Regions from separate parts of the Homo sapiens genome. Here region 2 is linked to region 1. Evidence: chromatin contacts called from ENCODE Hi-C or POLR2A ChIA-PET data. All regions are on one chromosome and are shown on one strand. Each heading gives the region's core, a stretch centred on a gene start or an enhancer-like site at or near the end of the contact. The rest is flanking DNA. Distances are from core to core; before and after follow the strand shown.

Region 1 (3,928 bases), core at 375-2,874:
AGTTTGGATCATGCTCTTAACCATTATACATTGCTGTATGTCTATTTAAAAAACATTATGGTAGGGAAAAGCTACTTTATTATCCTAGTAGATTATATCAGAGCAGAGATGGGCAGGTGGGAGCATGGATAATAGCCCAACGGACCCAGGTCCAAGGCCCAGGTGGTGGGAGGGTAACACACTCGAGGAAACAGAGGTGCTGGTAAGTAGCAGCAGAAGTGAATGGCCCTTCTGCCTGGTGAGGCTGCAGCATGTAATGCAGAGGTAATGCTACCAAGCCACAAGGAAGCTCCACACACACATAACAGAATGTCTAGTGCTGAGAGTACAACAGTGCTCATTCAACTGATACTCCCCCAAAAAGGGGGAGTCCATCAAAAAAAGAACAGCTTGGGGAAAGATGCTTCTAAGCACTGTTTACATGTAAACATAAAGAAACTAGCAACATGTCAGTGAACAGATTCACTGAAGACCATCTCAGCTGTCTTCTAGAGGGCACATAAACAAGTTCCCATAGTAGAGAAGAATGCCTTCACATGAGTTTAACAGGAAGACCTTCTCCCCTAGAAATATTGTGTTGACTCCACTGTGATGGGATTTCGTTTAGAACACATTCCCCATGACTATACATGCTACAGTACTAACATGTGTCTCTTGTTTTTTGTTATGATAAAGTGTGGCAGGGAGCAGGTCTTAAAAGCACACAAATAAGTGTTAGAAGCAAACTACATACTCTGACATGATGACTGTGTCTCATAACCAAATATTCCAGTTGGTAACTCCAGTGTAGGTTTTCTTAAAGAAATGATAGCTTGAACTTAATGCAAAACCTAATTTTGGAATTCTAGTTGTATAAATTATTTTCTCAGGATTTTGGATTCTGTTGTGTAAGATGACCTCAATCAGACTAAACACAATGTGTCAAAGCAAAAAATTAAAAAAAAATCACTTTGAATTTTACTTATTTTATGAGGGAGAAAAGAGAAACAATTGTCTCTATCAGTTGTCTCAGGCCTTCTGCATTGAGATTTAACAGCATCTCTACTTTGTCCTGTGGCCTTTCACTCAAGTTGTCCCTTGTCACACCCAGAGGCCCAAGAGAGAAAAGGCAATTTGGATATGGGGAGCTGTCAGTAAAGATTCTGAATATGGGATTCCATCCTAAGAGTGTCTCAAGTTATATCTTGGAGGCCTTTGAATGCCATATGGCTAGTCTACAGTTATACAAATGTAAAACTTAAAAACCACTTTGAGTTAAACTGAATTTAAATACAGAATAACAGCTTTATCACTAAAATAGCATTTGTCAAGAACTTTGTTCTTTCACTGATAAAACTGGCTTTATAACATGTAACTATTAAATATAAAGCCACTGACAAGAACAAAATATTGATAATTCTGACAAATTATAATGCATTGCCTATTCACTGAAGTGCTAACCTCAATTAAAGTACCATATCAGGTAGAAATTGTTTTGTTTTTCCTATTTTCTAACACTGAACTCAACCAGCTTGATAGTTTCACATCAGTTCCAAACCACTGTACTTTTCCACTTGTGCCCCCAACCCCCCTTCCTTCTTTGCCCACTTTCTTGGAAGCCTGACAGACTGCTCCAAGGTCCAAATACACAGCTGTTCCTTCCAAGGCCAGCTCCAAAACTGACATGGGCTGCCTGGTAGGCATCATTCCAATCAATTAGTAATGCCTCGTAACCTTTTCATGTTTCAGTCTTTTCCTTTTCACTGGAAAGACTTACTGCCTAACTTTAAAACCTGTTATAGCATAATGTTAAATGAAAAATAAGTAGATACTCTATAACTGTGTATAAAAATGAAAAAATATGAAATATGAAAAATATGAAAAAATAAAACAATTGAAATGAATATGAAAATTGTTTTATTTTTGAATATGAAAAAATAAACAATTGAAATGAATATGAAAATTGTTTTATTTTTGAATATGAAAAAATAAAATGAATATGAAAAAATATGAATATGAAAAATATAAAAACAATTTGTTGGGGTAAAGATTTTTCTTGATTTACAAATTTTTATAATTATTATTATAGTCTGTGCAATAAAAAAAAACCACTAAGGAGGTAATCATCATAATCTGTCACTGGCAAGCCCCCTTCCATCTTCTATAAGGAACAACACACTCTCTTTTGAATACAGAGGTATTCGTTCTCTCCTCAATAAAAAGCCTTCCTTACTGCATCCGACTTCGAGTGGCACACAGGTGGAACTCGTCCAGTAGAAATGTTTAGAGTGTGGTGTTATGGAATTAACATCTATATTTTTTCTTCAAACCAACCAGTGTGTCTTGATCAGCCAGCCTTTCTTCTCCAACAGAAGAGCACCGCTCCCTCTTCTTATCAGACCACTAAATAATCAATAAGTAATCATTAAACATATGATTGTGAAGAAATAATTAAGAAAACAGTCTCTAGTGTAGAGTTAAGTGTAGGTTTGAACCCTGGCATCACTGACCTGCTACGGGACCTCAAACAGATTAATTAACCACTCTGTGCCTCATTTTCCTCATCTGTAAAATGAGAAGGAAAGTAGCAGAATAATGGAGATAAAAAAGCTTGGAACTGGCTCTTCGTAAGCACTCAATAAATGTTTACTATAATTATAATTATTATTAGAATGCTAACCAATTGATGATAACAGTTAAACTGACAGAAAGATTCAAAGAAACAAACTTCCAAGGAAATGAAACCCTGTTTTAAGAAGAAAATTCAAGGGTATCACTGCCCCTTTTGGCCTCAGTAGAGACGAGAAAAGCTACTAACAGTCTAAAGCCTCAGAGCAAAGGCAGCAGTAATCTTGGATTGGGCCTGGATTCAGCTTGGTGAATAGGGAAGACGACCCAGTCCACGCAGGTTCACTCATGTAATCTCAAGAAGCCACAGTTTCAACAATGTCCCTCTCCATGCACAACAGGATTTTGCTTTTTCTCCTAACCCCCACTACTTCCTAATCCCTATTTTGTGTCTAGTGTTTAGAAATAGCCTTTTCACCCATTTCCCTCTACTCTGTTTCCACCCTTCATGCCCCTTCGGACTGTTAGAGCAAACAGATCCAATGATAGATAACTAGAACCATAATGCCACTTTAGAGATGACTGCTGCAAAAATACGTGATAAATATCATCCAATGATCAGATTAGGAGTACACCAGCAAGAACACTGCAGTTCTAATTGCTGATCAGCCACCACTAGTTGTATGTCACATAAGATTCTAGCAAGAAAGACATATTTCTTCTATACCATTATTTCCTTCACAGTACCTGGCCTAGCGCCCGCCCAAAATAAGACACATCACTCCCCTGCTCAAAATCCTACACTCAGAAGAAATCCAAGCTCTTTACCCTGGCCTACAAACCCTACACAATCCAGTCCCTCTACCTCCACACTGCACCAATAAAATGTGCCGCCTGTGATCCTGCCTTTCGGCTTCTGTGCTTCTGTTTCCTCCTGGGAAGTGATTCCCCCAGGTATTCATGTGGCTATGGTCACTCAGGTCTCAGATCAAATACCACTTCGTGTGATAGGACTTCCCAACTAGCACCCTTCTCAAGCATTGTCCCGTTTTACTTTCCTCAAAGTCCTTGTCACTCCATAAAATTCTTGTTGACTCATTTACCATTTCTACCACTAAAATGTAAATTCCATCAGAGTAAGCACCCTACCAGGTTTGCCCTGTGCTCCTGATGCCTAGCACAATGACTAGCGTATAGAAAGGGGCTCTCAATTTTTGTTGAGTTAAATGAGTAATAACCTCTGAAAATAATACTACCAATATTTATTGAATGCCTACTATATGCCTCCACTGTTCTAAATATCAGGTTGGTGCAAAAGTAATTGCGGTTTTTGCCGTTACTTTTAATTCTACCTATTATCTCATTTAAGCTACCCAACAAT
Region 2 (3,829 bases), core at 1,330-3,829, 47 kb before region 1:
CTTTGGTAAATGTCTAGTATTAGCAAAGCTGAGTTATGATTTCTCTAGGTGTGTTCATGTGGTAGTACCAAAGAGAATTTTTTTTTAAAGCTGGGTGTGGTGGCTTGCACCTGTAATCCTAGCTGAGGCAGGAGGGTTGCTTGAAGCCAGCCTGAGCAACTTAACAAGACCCTGTCTGGAAAAAAGAAAAAAAAGAAAAAGAATTTCTACTCATCTTTTTAAGAAAGGACACAATAAATGTTCTCTTGACTACAGAAGCTATGAAAGAGGTTGGATGGTAAAGTTAATCCTGTCACAACAGATCTATATTCCAGGAAACTTACCTTAAGTTGGTTCGGCTATACTTTCCTAATAGTATGAAAATGGACTATCAGATCAGGATGTAGCCTGATAGTCCGTAAATCGGTTATATTTATACTTATTTCTTAACTAAAGAAAAATTGCACAAATCTCCAAAAGTAGACTGTAAGCTAGAAAAAAATCCAAGTTCACAAACATACAAATATGTGTGCCAATGCCATTTTTATCATTTACGGTGAATTGTAAATACATTTTCAGCCACAAAAGAAAAAAGGAAGAAACATAATGAACACTTTTGAACAAACGTTGCCAGGGGCAGATACTTTAGACACTGCTTCTTCCTTCTTTTTTTTTTTTCCTTCCCCAGGTAGGGATGAAGTCTCCTTATGTTGCCCACGCTGGTCTTGAACTCCTGCATCAGCCCCCCAAAGTGGTGGGATTACAGGCGTGAGGCACCAACCCCAGTCTAGACATTAATTATTCGTATTTCAGTATAACAAAGCTGAATTTTGCCTTTGAAATAGAAATAAACAATATAAACTTCTTGAGCACTTGAAATCCTAATTTCCTATAAAACCATAGTTCTCTTTCCTCATTTAGATCTTGAGTAACTTTTCTCAGATATTCCTCTGAATAGAATTCCCATTTTCCCAGAAGTGTACCACAAGTAGATGTAATGTTTCTTTGTATCAACATCATGGCTTTTTTGCTAATTACCTACACCCTTCGGTTGAAAAACAATTTACTTATGGTAGCAAAATCATAGCGCTAGCTTTGTCCCTGATAAAAGCCATATGAAGAAAAAGAGACCTATCAAATGTTTTATACTGATTGTAATTTGTTCCACTATTTTAGCCTTCCTGTTAAAAAACATTGTGTTTGTTTGGGGACATTTATTTTATTTTTAGAGGTAGAGTCTCTCTATGTTGTCTAGGCTGGATTCGAACTCCTGGGCTCAAGTGATCCTCCTGCCTCAGCTTAGTAGCTGGGACCATAGACAGGCACCATGGTGTCTGGCTGGGTTTGCAGGGTTTTTAAAATACCAAAGCACACTATGAAACATACTCTCTCTGTTTAGTGGTCTAATGGATGTGCTGACATTGTCTTGAGAGACCTTTCATTTCAAGAATACCAAAATTACAACCAGGATAATGTTTGAGGCCAACTTTAACTCGACCTAACTTTCTCTTCAAAGAAGTTTTTCTTTATTAAATAGTAATATTCATGATCAGTGAAGGAGCATACTCACCAAGTGAACATAAGGCACAAAGTATCCAAAAAGTGCAAGTGGTATTCCAACTGCCCACACTGCATAAGCTGTCACCTTGAAGATGGCAAAATTGAAAATTTTTTTTGGAGGACTGAACTTTTTCCTGGAAAAGAGGGAGGATCCGCTACCTCCACTCTCTTTATCTTTGGTACTGGTAGCAAGAGGTCGGTAAGTAAAGCCAGCCAGAAAGAGAACAAACATGAAGATGCAGAGCACCCTCAATGTGTAAAAGAGGCCCACGCTGTCAATCAGAACCCTTAAGAGCAAAGGCAGCAGGATTGTGAAGACACTGCTGCCAGCAGTGACAATGCCATTCACCAGTCCAAGGCGCTTCTTGAAATAGTGTCCCAAAATGACCAATGAAGGCTGGTATGCAAAGGAGCAGCCGCAGGCAAATATGATTCCATAGGTAAGGTACAGAGGCTCGATGGAACTGTATAAAGATGAAAAAGATGGAAAGCAGCTTTCAATATTGTTACTGTGTGCTTGGTAGAATAAAATCTTATAGTATAAGTGGGTTTTTGTTCATCAACATATTTTCTACAAGTAAAAGTTAACCAAAAAAAAAAAAAATTAACCAAAATAGAGGGAAAAACTCAGTAAGTCAAGCATGTAGCACTAAACGTATTTTAATTTAATCTGAATATGTGAAAAATAACCATTAAGGTCATCAGTGATTTTGTTCAGCCACCTCTTTCTGTGGATTTCAGGTGACGCACACAGCACTGAGTGAGAACTGTGCTCTCCACAGCTCAGAAATAAAGGTTGGTGCCAGGAAGGGTAAAATCAACAGTGATTCAATTAACAAACCAAAAACCTAGTCTCAATGAAACATTTTTTAAAAAAGTTAGAATTAACTATGAAATCTAATTATTTCATGGAGTTTTTCCAGGTACTTACCAAACAAGGTAGTAAAAGAAAAGGCCGCATTTTATATTTTTTCCCCAAGGTTATGTCAGGAACATTTGCACAGAGGTGCAGTTGTGCCTGTTTTTGCTGGCCTAAGGGCTGTAGACCAACCTTCGCCCTGTACTGCACTGTTCTCAGTATTGTGCAAGACAACAAGAAATCATATTCTGACTACAGAAAGACTTAAATTAAGTGTATTCCTTTAGTGATCCCAGTTTGTAAGCTGTAAGGCCATGCATGTGTCAAAAGAATAATGGATTAAATAATCTTACAGTTTAACCAAATAATTGCACATTTCTTAGGAAGATAAAGGATCATATCATTATGTTCTTTGAAACAATTATGGTAAGGAATAAAACTAGTTAAAGTTTTTTGAAAAGGCTATCAGTAGTAAAAGCAAACAATTTGTTAGAAAGTAAGATTAAAGTTGGTTAATAATTAAAATTTTGGATAATAATGCTAGTCTAGCAACATGCTGAGGTAATCATAAGGAACTCTAGAATCTGATAAAATTAAGGCATGTTGGCAATCCTCTCTCTGAGATGCCCTTCTCCCTCTACTAATCCACAGCTAGCACCACCTTCAAATCAGGCTCAAGAATCACTTCTAGGCTTTCCCAAATTAATCTCACCTCACTCTGATCACCCTTTACTGAATCTCCACTCTTTGTTTAGCCAACATATTAAGCAACTACTGTGTACCAGATACATTGTGGAAAAGAATATTAAAAATCTGGTCCTTGGCCAGACGTGGTGGCTCACACCTGTAATCCCAACACTTTGGGTGGCCAAGGCAGGAGGATGGCTTGAGACCAGTCTGGCAACATAGCAAAACCCCATCTCTATTTAAAAAAAAAAAAAATAGCTGAAATTAGCTGGGTGTGATGGCACATGCCTGTAGTCCTAGCTACTCAGGAAGCTGGGGCAGGAGGACGGCTTGAACCCAGGAATCCAGGCTGCAGTCAGCTATGATAACACCACTGCATTCTGGCCTGAGTAATAGTGAGACCCTGTCTCAAAAAAAAAAAAAATGTGGTTCTGCCTTCAAGATATTCATAGTCTGCTTAAAGAAACAAGACATCTATCCCAAATAATAATAACACAGAACAAAACAGAAATTAATACTTCATTCATTCTGTATCAGTTTTTCCACCTAAGTAGTTTTCCAGATAATTGTAACTTACTTAAAGTGCTTATTTGTTTTTATTTAACAATTTTAAAGAAAAAAATTTAAGTCTATTATACATTTCTCTCTGCCTTCTTCAAAGTGTATATTAAAAATACTGTTCACAGCAGAATCATCAGGAACATCAGTTCCTGTACAGTGGTATCACTGTACTGTAATGCTCTC

What was found. A loop is a pair of places that touch in the nucleus more often than their neighbours do. ChIA-PET counts read pairs that join two places held with the same protein, here RNA polymerase II (POLR2A). Pooled maps may share reads with other maps.
Region 2: a loop to region 1 is called in a map of CD4-positive, alpha-beta T cell, with 2.0 times the contacts of the local background. The contact joins two enhancer-like sites. A Hi-C loop is called at or near these places in 3 of 168 maps with a recorded cell type or tissue (CD4-positive, alpha-beta T cell, mammary epithelial cell and naive thymus-derived CD4-positive, alpha-beta T cell) and 1 of 50 pooled maps. POLR2A ChIA-PET finds 5 or more read pairs at or near these places in 6 of 52 experiments (AG04450, Panc1, RWPE1 and 3 more).

What each region holds. Positions count from the first base shown.
Region 1 is chr6:111,126,912-111,130,839 of GRCh38, reverse strand. The region is part of intron 1 of SLC16A10 (solute carrier family 16 member 10); the gene reads right to left. Among named protein-coding and RNA genes, the nearest start is that of SNORD166, 15 kb to the right of the region's middle. Within about 2 kb of position 1,624, at least 5 of the 41 ENCODE cell types and tissues checked have a DNase peak (open chromatin) inside an H3K27ac peak, as active enhancers do.
Region 2 is chr6:111,175,386-111,179,214 of GRCh38, reverse strand. It overlaps SLC16A10 (solute carrier family 16 member 10), which reads right to left. Exons shown (of 6, transcript NM_018593.5): 3 at 1,550-2,003. Among named protein-coding and RNA genes, the nearest start is that of SNORD166, 63 kb to the right of the region's middle. Within about 2 kb of position 2,579, at least 2 of the 41 ENCODE cell types and tissues checked have a DNase peak (open chromatin) inside an H3K27ac peak, as active enhancers do.